2 separate regions of the Homo sapiens genome follow, and region 2 is linked to region 1. Evidence: chromatin contacts called from ENCODE Hi-C or POLR2A ChIA-PET data. All regions are on one chromosome and are shown on one strand. Each heading gives the region's core, a stretch centred on a gene start or an enhancer-like site at or near the end of the contact. The rest is flanking DNA. Distances are from core to core; before and after follow the strand shown.

Evidence for each region. Hi-C counts contacts between places; a loop is a spot of excess contacts on that map. ChIA-PET counts read pairs that join two places held with the same protein, here RNA polymerase II (POLR2A). Pooled maps may share reads with other maps.
Region 2: a pooled map shows a loop between it and region 1 (2.0-fold over the local background). The contact joins two enhancer-like sites. A Hi-C loop is called at or near these places in 1 of 50 pooled maps. POLR2A ChIA-PET finds 5 or more read pairs at or near these places in 4 of 52 experiments (AG04450, OCI-LY7, WTC11 and 1 more).

Annotation. Positions count from the first base shown.
Region 1 is chr5:169,773,482-169,780,671 of GRCh38, reverse strand. All of the region lies in intron 25 of DOCK2 (dedicator of cytokinesis 2), which reads right to left. Among named protein-coding and RNA genes, the nearest start is that of DOCK2, 140 kb to the right of the region's middle. Within about 2 kb of position 1,336, at least 3 of the 41 ENCODE cell types and tissues checked have a DNase peak (open chromatin) inside an H3K27ac peak, as active enhancers do.
Region 2 is chr5:169,878,435-169,885,957 of GRCh38, reverse strand. The region is part of intron 27 of DOCK2 (dedicator of cytokinesis 2); the gene reads right to left. INSYN2B (inhibitory synaptic factor family member 2B) reads left to right here. Exons shown (of 4, transcript NM_001129891.3): 2 at 1,142-3,405; 3 at 4,516-4,590. The coding sequence starts at 2,060. Among named protein-coding and RNA genes, the nearest start is that of INSYN2B, 98 kb to the left of the region's middle. Within about 2 kb of position 5,602, at least 2 of the 41 ENCODE cell types and tissues checked have a DNase peak (open chromatin) inside an H3K27ac peak, as active enhancers do.

The DNA.
Region 1 (7,190 bases), core at 87-2,586:
TCCCAGTGCCAGTTACTGGGAATACAGAGAGAAAACACACACTCTTTACCTGAAGTCAGGAAGCTGGTGTTACGTAAGCACAAGGAAAATCTTAGAGAAGCACGAGAAGGAGGAGAGGCCCCTGAGATCCCGAATACATGGATTCTCAGTGCTTTTGTTTGGCTTATGATGAAACAAATACGAACAGGGAGGAAACCGTCAACCTGCCCAGAAGCTGCCAGCACACAAGGCCCAGAGGTACTTTATTGGATGCCAAATTCTTTTAACACACCATGAGAAAAGAAGTTGACAACTTTCCCATGCATTTTGGAAGGTGTGTTAGAACGATTCAACACACACACACACACACACACACACACACACACACACACACACATTTATTGGGTTGGGGGAGCCTTAAAACTTACAAATCTAACCAGAGCTGACTCCGTCCCTCCTCAGTCATAGAGCAGAGTTTACAGCTAGGGGAAGGTGGCAATCACCAGGGCAAACTGGGCTCACGCTGGATGGGCAAGAGCCACATGCTTCTTAGCACAGCAATGCCAGGGTTGCTAGATCCAAAAGGATCAAGGCCAAAGCCATGGTGGAAGGGGAAATACATGACCCCCAAAGTAGATTAGAAGACGCTGGGTCTGAGAAAAAAATAATGCTCACCTTGGCAAGGTGTGCCTTACTGCTTCGGTGACCCAGAAAGAAAACTGGTTAGAGCTCTCTCTGGGAGGGCAAATGCAACGGGATGAATTCCTGCAGCCTACACTCTCTACGGGGCCACAGTCAGTCACCACACCTCCTCCACACCTGGAACCTGAGGGGACTGAGTGGAGAACTGCCTCCCTAGGAACTGGCTGGTGTCTAAGCTGATGCGAGTTGTTCAGGCTTAAGAAGAGAGCAAGGGGAAAGGGGGAGTTCCTCTAGGGATGGGGTGAAGCAGAAGATTTTAGAAAAGGGGCTGCATGGGATGATGCGGGGGTGGGGTGGGGACAGAACAAATGAGAGACAGACAGAGACGGACAGGGAGATGGCTGGACCTGCATAGCTAGAAGCTGGTGGGGCAGAAAGCCTGAACCCATCTGAACCTCAGCCACCACCTAATCATCTTGTGAGTTCCTCTAGAGCTGGCCCTAGGAAATTATCCCACTGTCCCAGCAATGAGCCAGTGTGAGCCATTGGACACCACCACCAACAGCTCACAATCGCAGGCACAGTGATGCCAGGGAGCCAGCAATGGCAGAGATGTCCCCTCCCCCCAACCACAGGCACCACCATGAGCACAGGCAGTGAAACTGAAGCCCCACCACCCCCTCCCTAAGTCACTGAAGTGTACCCTTTAAGCCAGGGAGGGACAGGGCCACACTTTCAGTGCTAACAATTGGTAAGTAAATTGGTATGTGGGCAGAAAAAGCTGAACCAGGGGTTCTATCTTAACTCTTCTACTCAGTAGCCTTAGAAGAGCCACTTCCTCTTTCAGGGCCTTTTTTCCTCCTCTGTAAAATGGATCAGGGGTGGTGGTAATTCAGGTCAATGTTTGTACTGTATTTGTTTTTTATTTTTGGAGTAGTTTTGTTTAAAGAGCAGCTTTAGGTTCACAGCAAAATTGAGTCAAAAGTACACAGTTCCCATATATCCCCTGTCCCCACCCACACGTGGCCTTCCCCACTATCAACATCCCTCATCAGAGCCAGATCAATTTTTCACGTGATGCTAACTGAAATAAGCCAGGCACAGAAAAACGAATACCACATACTTCTTTAGACTTAGAATTTTTTTGCTGAAAATTTTCTTGGATATATAGATAGATAGATTGGTAGATCAGTAGACTGACAGAGACATAGATACAGTGAGCTATTCTAAGAAGCAGGGAGAAGTGGGCCTGCTTGTTATACACCCAAGGTGAAGCCCCTTCAGGGTTTCTCTCAATTGCTGAATTTGACTATCTCTGGGCAGCTGGTTGCTAACATTCCTTTCAGCTCAAACACTCGATATGCCCAATGTGCAAATTCTTTAATGCACACACGCATATACAATCCTTCGTGTAGCTCAAAATGACTCTACCAGGCAAGTAGGGCAGAGCAACTGTTTATCAGTCTCATTTTACAGAGAGAGAAAGTTAGACAGGGCTAAGGTAGCAGGAGCTGCCCCCAAAGTCTTACAGGTGTTGCCTTCCTGACTTTTGTGCCTACAATTTTGAAAGGACTGAGTAAAAGAGAGAAGAGTGCAATAAGAGCACACTGCTGAGTGTCCTCTCCATCCCAGTTCTTCCAAATCCTCGAGTGCAGCCCAACCAATATTTATAAGAACAAAAATATTACTACTCACTACTGAACACTGTGGACACAGAGACCATTTAGTATGGGTGTTAGGAGCCTATGTTTAAATCCCAGCTTCCTATATAAATCTCAGCTTTAGCACCTGCAAAGAGGTGATCATAACAGCCCTTGTAAGACAGTGTTGATGGGAGGATTCATGAAGGTAATGATATATGGTTCTCAGCACAATGCACCTCTGTGTGTTAGTAAGAACTCCAGAAATAGTAACTGAGGAGCCAGGTTCCCACCATCCAGGAGCACTTGTGGCAGTGGAAGGTGCTGAGTGCTGCTGCACAGAGTAACTCAAACCCTGAACCCTAGGTTACAGTTAGCTTAGGACCACAAACCTCAGGAGGGAATGTGTGCTCACGTATCCCCTCATTCAAGCTTCTCATTTGAGAAATGAGGAAAATGAAGACGGAGGGATGAATTCATTCTCTAAGTTGGAATGCACAGGAAACTGCAGAGCTGAGACTCCAGCTCTCCTGACTTCCAGTTGTACCTTCTATGATGCTACCAGATGACTGCAAATAATAGTAGCACTAGTAATAGTTATTAATGATGAAACTTGGCTTATGAGTCCTTACTAAGGACCAGGCCTCTCTATGCCTCTCACCGGCAACATCACATTCAATGCTCACGGGAAACCAGTGAGGTCAACCGTCTATATTGTTTTCCTTTCACAGGTGAAGAATCAGATGCTTACAGAGGTGAAGTATCCCGGGTAAGGTAGCAAAATCAGGAATTGATCCAGCCCCTTATTCTGAACAACTGTCCTGTGTTGTGCCTACACCAGAAATGGGAAGTCTCTCCTCAAATAATTTCCCACTCTTTAGCTAAAGCTGTAATTAGAGTCTCATTTGCCTTTGGATAATTGGCTCCCCTCTCCACTGTGGCGTCTGGTTCCATGTGGGCAGTCTCTCCAGCCTGGATGGTGGCATGCTCAGCAAATCTACTTTGGCTGCCTAGGACTAATGAGGGCTCTCAGTGTGGTCGCATTTAAGTGCTTGGTATTGCAGGGAACGTCCACACACAGACACACCCCCTGCCATCAAGGATAACGGCGGAGTTGTGAAAACATGTCCCTCCCGAATTGGATCATGTTACTCCAACTCCTTAACTCAAGGACAACACAGTCTGCTCCATGCTGAGTCTATCACACAGGGAGGAAGCAAAATCCTCTGTGTGTGTGTGCATGCACCTTTGTGTTTGAAAAGTAGGGAAAAGGGAGAGTCAAAACCTGGACAAACACTGGTAAGTTTGGGTGAGACTCACATCCAATGGTAAACAAATAATAAGCAAAGAGGACAATGATTTGTCTATTAAGGGTATGAATTCCAGGAAGTTTTTCTAGCATACAATGAAATGAACCTAAATGTCCTTAAAGAAGAAAATATTACAATTGGTTGTATTAGTCCATTCTTATGCTGCTATAAAGAAATACCTGAGACTGGGTAATTTATAAAGGAAAGAGATTTAACTGACTCACAGTTCCGCATTGCTAGGGAGGCCTCAGAAAACTTACAATCATGGCGGAAGGCAAAGGAGAAGCAAGCACCTTTTTCACAGGGCAGCAGGACGAAGTGAGAATGCGTGGCGAGCAAAGGGGGAAGCCTCTTATAAAACTATCAGATCTCATGAGAACAGCATGGGGAAAACTGCTGCCATGATTCAGTTATCTTCACCTGGTTCCACCCTTGACACGTGGGGGTTATTATAATTCAAGGTCAGATTTGGTCAGGGGCGCAGAGCCAAGCCATAAAATTGACTATAGCCAGTGTCCTTCAAAGAGTCCTGTGAAGCCCTTAAAAATAGAATGGGAAAATGTTCCTAATAATTTTCAGAAATCAGATTACACAGCATGCAAAACAAGATCCCAATTATATAAAATATATGATACAGGCCAAGTGTGGTGGCTCACACTTGTTATCCCAGCACTTTGGGAGGCTGAAGTGGAAGAATCACTTGAGGCTAGGAATTCAAGACCAGCCTGGGCAATGTAGTGAGACCCTGTCCCTACAAAAAATATTTTGAAATTAGCTAGCCATGGTGATGTGTGCCTGCATTCCTAGCTACTTAGGAGGCTGAGGTGGGAAGATTGCTTGAGCCCAGGAGGTCAAGGTTGCAGTGAGCTATGATCATGCCACTGCACTCTAGACTGGGCAACAGAGTGAGACCTATATATATATATTTATATAAATATATATATTTATATAAATATAATATGATTCATATCATATCATATATATGATACAAAAGAGAGGAAGAATAAACAATGGTTTCCTCTAAATCGTGAGATCATGGACATTTTATACATTTCCAAATGTCTTACAATCAACTCACAATATTTTGATAATCCTAACTTACATAAAGAATAAATGCCATTTTTCCCATCTCTGGGCCAACATCTTCAGAAGCATGCCTAGCAGAGGTCTCGGTGTGGTCCAAGGCCCCCCTTAGCAAGGAAGCATATCAGGCAAGGAGGAATCCCAAGGGCTGCTGAGGTTGAGAAGCAGGCATCTCTCAGCTCAGACACTCCAAGATCTCCCACAGGCTGTCATCCAGAGAGGGCCTGTGTCACATACACTGGCCTTTCATGTTCGGCTGACATCCTGCCTTCTCCATAAAACTGTCCCCAATGTTCCAACAGCCCTGTTTCCACTGAATTCTGGCAATAGTCATTCTTATAGGGTTATTTATAAACATAATAACTTATAAGTTATCATATTTATAATTGTATAAAACTTTATTATAAAATTTATTTATAATAAATTAATGAAAACCTTATAAATTTATTAAAACTCTATAAACATTATATTTGCACCAGAGACTGCTATTCTGGGTCCATCTGTAGGTTTTGTCTGTTTTCTATATCATTTGAAAATAAATCAGCAGGTCTCCACTTGGGAGACTTATCTCAAAAAAAAGAAAAAAGAAAGAGAGACAGACTATCAAGCAGCACTGTGTCTGCATATTGACATGGCCCTGCCTCACTGCTGTCCTGTTTACCCATGGCACAGACTCTGCCCCAGTCCTCACCAATCCCTATAGTCTCTCCTCCCAGAGCTGACTGGCCATTGATTTCTGTCACTCTTGCTTCCTTAGTAGCAAAGAAACATTTCACCATACACTTGTCTCTGTCACACATAGGCATATGGCTGGGTGTGGTGGCTCATGCCTGTAATCCCAACACTTTGGGAGGCCGAGGTGGGCAGATCACCTGAGGTCAGAAGTTCGAGACCAGCTTGGTCAACAGGGTGAAACACTGTCTCCACTAGAAATACAAAAAATTAGCCAGGCATGGTGGCTCATGCCTGTTATCCCAGCTACTCCGGGGGCTGAGGCAAGAGAATCGCTTGAACCTGGGAAGCGGAGGCTGCGGTGAGCCAAGATTGTGCCACCACACTCCAGCCTGGGTGACAGAATGAGACTCTGTCTCAAAAGAAAACAACAACAACAACAACAACAACAAAAAACAGTCATGGGGATATGGATGACTAACCAGATGGCACTGTGTTTTAGGGAGGAAAATTAAAGAAATCAGATTTCTCTGTGAAGTAAAGAAGGTTCCCACATGTTTAATAGGCAAGTAGAAAATCTGAGTTGTAAAAATACAAGTGAAGGTGACATTAGGACTATCTACTCGGAAAGGAATGATTATCTTAGCAAATCTCATAATAACTATGACCCTGCCCCTTCACTCATTTGTATTACCTGCCCAGCATGTGTGAGCTCAAATTTAAAGAGATCTTTGGGTAAATCTTTTCTTCTCCAATCGTAAGCTCCTGGGGACAGAAACTCTTCTGTTCCAGAAGTCATCCAGCATGGCAGTTCAGTGTGTGCTGGGGAATCAGACAGACCCCAGTTGGAATGGTGTCTCTGCTGTTACTTGGTGTGTAACTATTGGCAAGTTTTAAAACCTCCTTAACTGGCAAGTTTTTAAACCTCCTTATCAGTTTCCTCACCTGTTAAATAGGAATAGTGATACCTACACTTTACATGGATGTCATGATAATTAAACTAGTTAATTATTTGGGGCCTGGCACAAAATCATGGTTAAATAAGTGGTGGCCATACATTACTTATTACTGTATTTTGTTAATAGTCCCCACAGTACAGTGCTGCCACAGTTTTAGATTTTTAATAAATATTACTTGAACTGAAATGAATCTGCAGCAAATTTTCAATTCAACTGTATTGTCGTCTTCAGGAAATTTCCTTCTATTCTAAGATGTTGGGGAAAAATAACCTAGCAAAATCAAATTTCAACAGATCAACATAAAAGTCTCAGGATGCTTGTATTAGCCCATTTTCACGCTGCTGATAAAGACATACCCAAGACTGGGTAATTTATAAAGAAAAAGAGGTTTAATGGACTCAGTTCTATGTGGCTAGGGAGGTCTCACAATAATGGCAGGGGGCAAAAGGCACGTCTTACATGGCAGCAGGCAAGAGGGAATGAGAAGCAAGCGAACGGGGTTTCCCCTTATAAAACCATCAGATCTCGTGAGACTTATTCACTACCATGAGAACAGTATAAGGGAAACTGCCCCCATGATTCAATTATCTCCCACCAGGTCACACCCACAACACGTGGGAATTATGGGAGCTCCAATTCAAGATGAGATTTGGGTGGGGACACAGCCAAACCATACAAACATTCTAAAACCCCACCTCAGCATAATGGGAATCATTCATGATTGCAATTTCACAGTGAAAACAAAATTTTGGAGTAAATGCATAACCTTATAAAGATTTATATAAATGCCCTCATTATGTATGCTTCCATTAATGCAAAGAATCATTCCAAAACTAGATAAGAATCCCATGGAATATAGTTTGAAAGATATGAGAACAGAGTGATTTTGTTGTTCTCTATTTTTA
Region 2 (7,523 bases), core at 4,353-6,852, 100 kb before region 1:
AGCTCCTCTACTGAGTACTTACCCTCTCTAAGCTTCAATTTCCCCGTAAGTCTAAGGGGGATAATGGCACCTCATGGATTTTTTGTAAGGATTAAATGAGATAATGCAATATTGGAAAAGCAGTAGGATATGTTTAGGCAAGTTACTTAACCCTTCTGGGCCTCGGTTTATTCAACTGTAAATGGGGACAAAAATATTATCTACCTTATAGAGTAGTTTGTGATTAATGAATGAGTTATGGCTTGGAAAGCGCTTAGAACAGCATCTGTCACATTAGTTAGTACTCAGTAAATATGAGTTGTTTTAATTAATGCATGTAAAGTCCTCAGCATGGTAAAAGTATGTGCTCAATAAATGGTGGCTATTATTATTATGAGGTAGTTGTTCCTCAGAGAAGTTCATGCACATTTATCTCCTGAAAAGCAATAAGAAATGAAGACATCAGGGGAGAATTTTGTCCTTAAATAAATGTTGCAGTCATAGCAGAACGAGTTCACAGGTCCTGTTGCCCTAGCAGGATACCCTAGGACCTTCACTCCTCTTCATGCCCAGGCTCTCTTTAATTCACAAGGACCTGCCCTTCATCCAACCATCCACTTTTTCAACAAATTCTGCTTAAGCACCTATAGTGAGCCAGAAAGAGGGCTAGGAATGCTCAAGCAGTGAATGAGATGGTTCCAGCCTCTGCCCTCCGGAGTCTACAGGGTAGTGGAGGAGATGCACATTAAATAAATACATACACAAATGCTTATTTAATAACAGTTGCAATTTGTATTGTGAAAAATGTGACGAGGATGTACAATGGGTCCTGATGTGGTCTTGGCACTGGGTGTGTGAGTAAGAGGGAGACATTGTAAAGGCTGCCTGAGAAATTGCTGGGACTTGACTGATGAACAGGAGTTGGCTGAGTGCTGTGCAGAAATGGAGAGAGAAAAGGGTCCAGGCAGACAGGCATTTTGTTCCAAGGCCTTGCACCCACAAAGCACCTGGTTCACAAAGAGAACCGAGAGAAAGGCCACGTGGTTGACTTATTCCTAGACCCTCCACTCAAAATACTCAGCTAGGAAGTTAGAATTTGAAGAGAAATCCAGGTCCACAGAAACTGCCTTCTCATTGGCCACTGTTGTCTCTTCCCTTTCAGGTGCTCCTCGCCTGCTTGCAGATATCAGACCCCAGCTCATCTCAGACCTCAGCCCCTGAGGCCAAGCAAACATACATCATCATGGAGGCTGCAGACGTAGCTCACCGTGCCCACATGTGAACTTCGGCCAACACACCACAACAGGGACTCTGCCCACTGAATCCCCTGTGATTCCTCAATCCTGTCCTGGTCATACCCCACTGGGTTTTGTGAGGCTATTTAGGAAGATAAGTTTCCCTCACTGAAGAAAAGAGAGACAGCATGAAAGAAAACAATGGCCCCAAAGGAGGAATTTGTGATTGACATAAATGGGAATGTTCCCTTGGGAGCATCATGTATCATCAAACAAGCAAACCTCCAGGTCATTTATTTCTCCACCTGTTTACCTGCTATGGAAAGAAGATGCATTTAAGTTTCCTGCAGTTTCACCCTGGAAATTAATGCTCTGGGAAACAAAAAGCTGTATGTTCTAGACGTAGCAGGTTTCTTTTGGAATTCACTCATTGGGAGTCTGGCACTACCCCCTAAATGGTACTTTTGTTGTCTTTTTGTTCAAGACAGCCAGCTTCTTCCAAGATCAGAACCGCGTGCCAGCCTCCCTTGATAAACCGCCTACCAGCTCTCTTGGTAGATCAGATGTTTAATAGTTAGCCTAACTCATTTGTTTTTCCAAGGAGCAATTATGACTACAATGAATTAATATTTTAACTGCAGGGAAAGCATTACAGATAGTTCCTACGTAGACTCTAGAGGCTGGGAATGGCCAACAGGATTTCCCATACTAAGAGGAGAGGACCACTCCATCCTGGCCAGCAGTTCTCTATGATTGAAATACTATCATTAGATACTGCTCCAAAGACCTAAGGGGAGATGTGCCTAGGAGAAGTGTATGGTCCTGATCCTTCCCACTGAGGCTCAATGGCCCAGCAAAATATGAAAGTGAGACCTGTGCTTCTAAAGCGTAACAGTCTAGAATCAGTGGAGTTTGTGAAACAACCTCACCACCGCAGGAGCAAATCCCAGCAGGTGAGATTCAAGGAAGATGGGACCACTAAGAATCCAACTGGCCTAGCTGAGGTTGACGTCCAAACTCCAGAAGACCCGGCTGTGATGGGGAAGACTCAAGCAACCAGGCACCATCTTCCCCCCACCTACTCGCTCTCCTTCCCCAGGTCCCAGAAGGCAGGGGGCTTTCGCAACATTGCAATCCAAACTTCCCCCAGTCTCAGGAAGCATTTCCCAGTTTTCAAAAGGAAGAGACTCACAGCCAGTAAGTCCCTGGTGGAAATGCCAACAGCCTCCCAAAGTGCCATCCAGGTCAACGGTAACCTCTCTGAACAGGACATTGTGTCTTCTGACCTTGCCTACTTAAGGTTGGCTCAGCATCTTGAGGATGGGCCTCGAAGGGTCAAGGTGTCCCATGCATTCCTCCCAAGGGTCCCCAAGGTGCAAAGCAATGGTCCTGTTAGCATATGCTTGGAAGCAGGAACTTGGAGGTCCTTAGAGAAAGCCACAGCTGCCATTCAGGTTCCAGATGATATTTATCACAGTCCTTCCTGGGAAGCTAGAGAGTCTGCTCTCAGCCCAGACAGGTCAGCTGAAGTAAGTAACTCCATACACCCTTTGGATGACACACGTCCAGGTGATGGGAGAAGGGTGACTCCACTAGATTCAGAAAAATCCACCTCCTGCTTAAATGCCACCAGCGTTGCCAGCCACACACCAGGCACAGAGGAACTTAAACCTGAATTGCTTTTGCCCAAAGACAACTCAGATGACAAAGACCTTGGCTCACTGTCATCTCAGTCAAAGGAAACGTGTGTTCCTTCATCTCCACGGACTCACAGTTCCCCCTCACAAGGCTCCCACAGCCAGCCAGCCCACCCAGGAAGAGCCTCAGACTGTCCTTCATCAAGTAACAATCACCAGAATCTGGTGTCACTCAAAACTAACAGTGCATCGAAATCTGCCCCTGGGTGTCAGGAGCAGACGGCAAACAACCCCACCGAGTCAGACACACTGGAGTTTCCAAATTGTCCAGGAAGTAATCATCTCCCATCCTCTCTTTCAAGGAGTGAGACCAAACTTCAGAGCAACAGGGAGATTAGTGACATTAATCAAATTCACCTGGCACGGGGTGAACTCTGCGACCTCCAAGGCCGACTGCAATCTGTGGAGGAATCTCTGCACTCGAACCAAGAGAAAATTAAAGTCCTTTTGAATGTAATTCAAGACTTGGAGAAAGCTCGAGCTCTCACTGAAGGGTAAGGAGATTTTTTTTTCATATTAAAAATGACTGGGTGAAGTCATTTGCCAACACAGGGGCAGAGACAGCTTTGGTTTCTTTTAGTAAAAATGTCTCCAAAATGTTTGAAGCACTGTTGTTTCTCCAAATCATAACCACAGACCTCCCTTTTCTCTAATGGAATTTCATTTAGTTCTAGGCTTTGGTGGATTTCTGTGGATTTCTACTGCTGTTTGTTTTCGTTTTCAGGTGTTAACAGAATGGGGAAAGGCAGCAATGGAGCAGTAAGATCAAAAATGATTTTTATGAAGATGAGGGTTCTATTGATACATGATGGGGGAAAATGATAGCAGGAAGGCACTTCCCCATCCCCCTCCTCTTAGCAAGCTACTGCATTTGTACAGTATTTCTGTTCTTCATGTCATTGTGACAAAGGACTTGAGATGGCCACTCAGCTTACTATTGACCTTCCCCTGTACTGACTACTTTGATGACGGGCTGGCCCATCAATGACCAACTAATTGGAACTGAAATGAGATCACAATTCATTTTGCACAATTCATTTTCGGCAAAGAGAAAAAAAGTCACAAAATGCTTTCCTGGGTGACTCAGCACCAGTATAGGAGGAAAAGGCAGTTATTTGTTTAGATGCGAAATGCTCGTCCCTGCAGAAAGTGCTCTCTAAAGACAAAGAAGAAGCAATGGCTAAAGCTCATCAAAAACAGTAGGAGAGAGAAGTCATTAACTGCTGTTTGCTGTATGAATCAGAATCAGCACTGCCGTATAGGAGAGAAACACTGTGATGATGCAGAATGAAATGTACTGAACTAAGAGGTCAGGAGTTTTAATAACCTCCCTTCCACTCACCTGCAGAATCCCTCATCTCACAACAGGATTGTTGTCAGCATGAAAAAACTCTCAGCTTGAGAAATCTTTAACACGTATAAAGCCTTCTAGACATGTGAGCTCCTATTGTCGTGACATTCTTGTTTCCTTATTTGTAATGGCCGTGCAACTTCAGAGCACCGTGAATGCTGTGCTATAGGGACTAAGGGACAAGTAGGTTGAATGTTTGTGGCCCACGTGACTTTTGCCCATAGATTTATCCAGCAAATGCTCTGTCTTGCAGGCGCAACTTTTATCGAACTGGCCAAGATCTCAACAATTGCAGTACCTGCCAGAACACGGCGTGCATCATATACAGGTACCTGGCCACAAGCGAGGCCTGCTCTGTAGACCATAAAGCCATAGGGTCCGCTGAACACTCTAGCAAACTTTTAAATGCAAAAAGTCAAGAGAGGCAAAAACAAGGTATTTAACTATGAAATGTTAACATCTGGTTCCAAGGCAGGGATTGCTTTGTTTCCTTAGAACAAAGTCTATGAGCATACCCTTTTGATGTAATCATCCCTAGGCTTATCAAACACTAAGTGCAGGCATCATGGTAAGCTTGGCATGCACATTTGCATCTCATTCCACCTTCAGGAAAGTTAAGGCATTCGGTCTCGCTCACACAGAGCATTTTCCTAGAGCAGAAAGGGCCAAACTCAGGACTCACATCCAGATTTTTCAAATCCCAAACCTGTGATCTTAATTATTCCACCACACTGCCTCTTCCTCAACAGTAGCTATGCTATGCCAAGCCCTTACTTGGCACAGTCAAGAACCATGATAAGAACTTTATGTTCATTTCTAAGTATGTCATTTCCTTCTAGCACAGAGTAAGTTTGCTGCAGTAAATTTTTATAAGTGACAAAAGGGAAACATGATATACAGTGTAAACTTGGAGTCAAAGATCTGTGTTTTAATCCCCAAGTCTGCCATCAGCTAACTTAATCTGGGCTCACTTTCCTTATCTGAATAGGGAACAATTATCCCTATTCAGAGTTGCCATGAAGACCAAATGAAATAATATATGTGAATGTGTTTTGTAACTGCAAACCTCTGAACAAATGCAAGGGTTTATACCTGTTTTTACTAGAAAGATCAATGCCCCCTTAGCTGGAAGCCCACTTTCCATGGCATAGTAGAAAAGTGGTCAAAAGCAGTAATTTCCGTTGACGACATCTAATTTTGTTGACCAAAGTGAACAGTTTTGCTTTCTCTATTACACTTCTCTTTTTGTTGAAAACTGGCAGCTTAGGGCCTGAGCAAACTGGAGCCTAATTGGGTTGCCTATGTCTTCTTTTAAAACTTCTCATTCTCTCTGGCAGAATCCTGAAATTTCAATGAGTAAGAGACCATATGCCTGGAAGGCAGAAGGTGCTTGCACTTAGGCAGGGCCTTGAGCATCTTTTCATTGAACCCATCAGCTCCTTACAAAGAGGAACCACCTGTTTTTAATCAAATAACAGAAGCGTCAGGACTGCTCACAGATAAATGCCTTTCACCTCAATGTGAAGTCTTCCTTTAAAAAAGAGGGCCCCGGAAGAGCCCTGCAGCATTGGAAAGCCTAAGCAGAAGTTTCATCAATTGCTCTCTTTTTGCTGCTTCTTTTTTTATATCTTCTAACTTGAACAAATTTTCTAATCATTAGAAGGGACAAAAATTATTAAATGTCTAGACAGAGAGGACAAAACTATTCATCATAAACAAGAAGAATTAATTTGAACTAACCTCCATTTAAATTTTGGATAGTCTCTCTTCTTTTCCGGAGCCAGATAATGTATTTTCTGTTACCTTAAAATGATTTTATATTTGGCCTATATAAGTAAAAAGGGCAAGGGGTGATTTCCAAGTCTACTATGAGTTTCATGACCTCGCCTTGGGCAAATCATTTTCCCCATCTGAAAAATGAGGGTCTTTAATTAAATGGCCCCAAGAGTCCCTTTTAGTTCTGACATTCTGATATTCTAAACCGAATTAAAAGTGACAATATTTGGCTAAACTATGACCTTCCAACATGTCTGAGAATGTTTGCATTTTTCTAGCACTTAATTCAAACATCTCCAGCAAACATTCTAAATTAAGTTACACCCCTGGTTGGGTTAGCAAACCTTCATGCACACCATCCTTTCCAGAAGAACAGCAATTGTATGCATATATCCCTCATTACCATTCAAAGCCAGACTGTTCTCCCAGAAAGAATCTATATCCTTGTATCTAAGCCATTGCAAGGGAACGGGCAATTAATTTGATGAAAGCAGAGATCTGAACAGCCCCATCGTAGTAACAGTGGGAAGATGAGAGTTGTCATTTTTTTTTAGAAAACATTCAAATGACTTCAAACTTGCGTTGTGTTCTGGAAAGTCAGATCTTAGAAACGAATGAATAAGTGATGTGAAATACTCATCCCCAGGCCTTGTTAAGCCGTGATCTCTCTCCCCGATGATGGATGCGCTCAGTGCATGTCACTGTACATAAAGCAGCATGATCCAGCGCATGATGGATTGCCCACTGGGTCTTCTTCTCTGGAGATGTTGCTGCTAAATTAGCCATGCATACGGTTTCCTAAGTGGTATTTCCCAGAGGCTCCAGCAGCTGGAGGCTATGGCTATGCTGCTTGCTCTTATCAAGACATGTGGGGTCATCTGGTTCTATCTAACTCCTTCTCTCTGCTCCCTAAGCCTCCTTGGCTCTCCTCTTACCATTGAACACTTGGATACATCCTATCTCACCAAGAGCACAGACCCAACACCAATGCCTAGAGATTCTATCCATGGCTCTCAGGAGCTTGCAGGGATTTCCGTACATAAAGGTGAATGGATCCTTTGGTTTTGACTACTGTAGACTCCACAGGAAGTGAGTGGCAATTGGCTCTAAACCACCAGCTGATTCCAGGCTGTTTTGGCCCCAATCACTCCCTTCACTTCTCCTTAGCATTAATCCTAGCACAAGTTACCCAAAGGGTTGAGTGAATGCCACCATAGCATCCAAGATTAAATAACATTAAATTACTTAGTAAGAAAGTTGTTCTCTTTTCAAATTTATTTCAATCCTTCCAATAACCTAGAGGGGAAAATCTGAGTTTGGTACTAGAACGTCTTTAAAACCTTCCTAATGCTGGCTTATCACATTTCTCTGCAAAGAAAGAGCAGGTCTCAGTTTCACAGCCCTGAGCAAGCAATAGTTATCTAGCTAGAATACAATCATTTTTACTTTTTTTATTGAAGGCTTTAACTTCTAAAACTAGTCCTT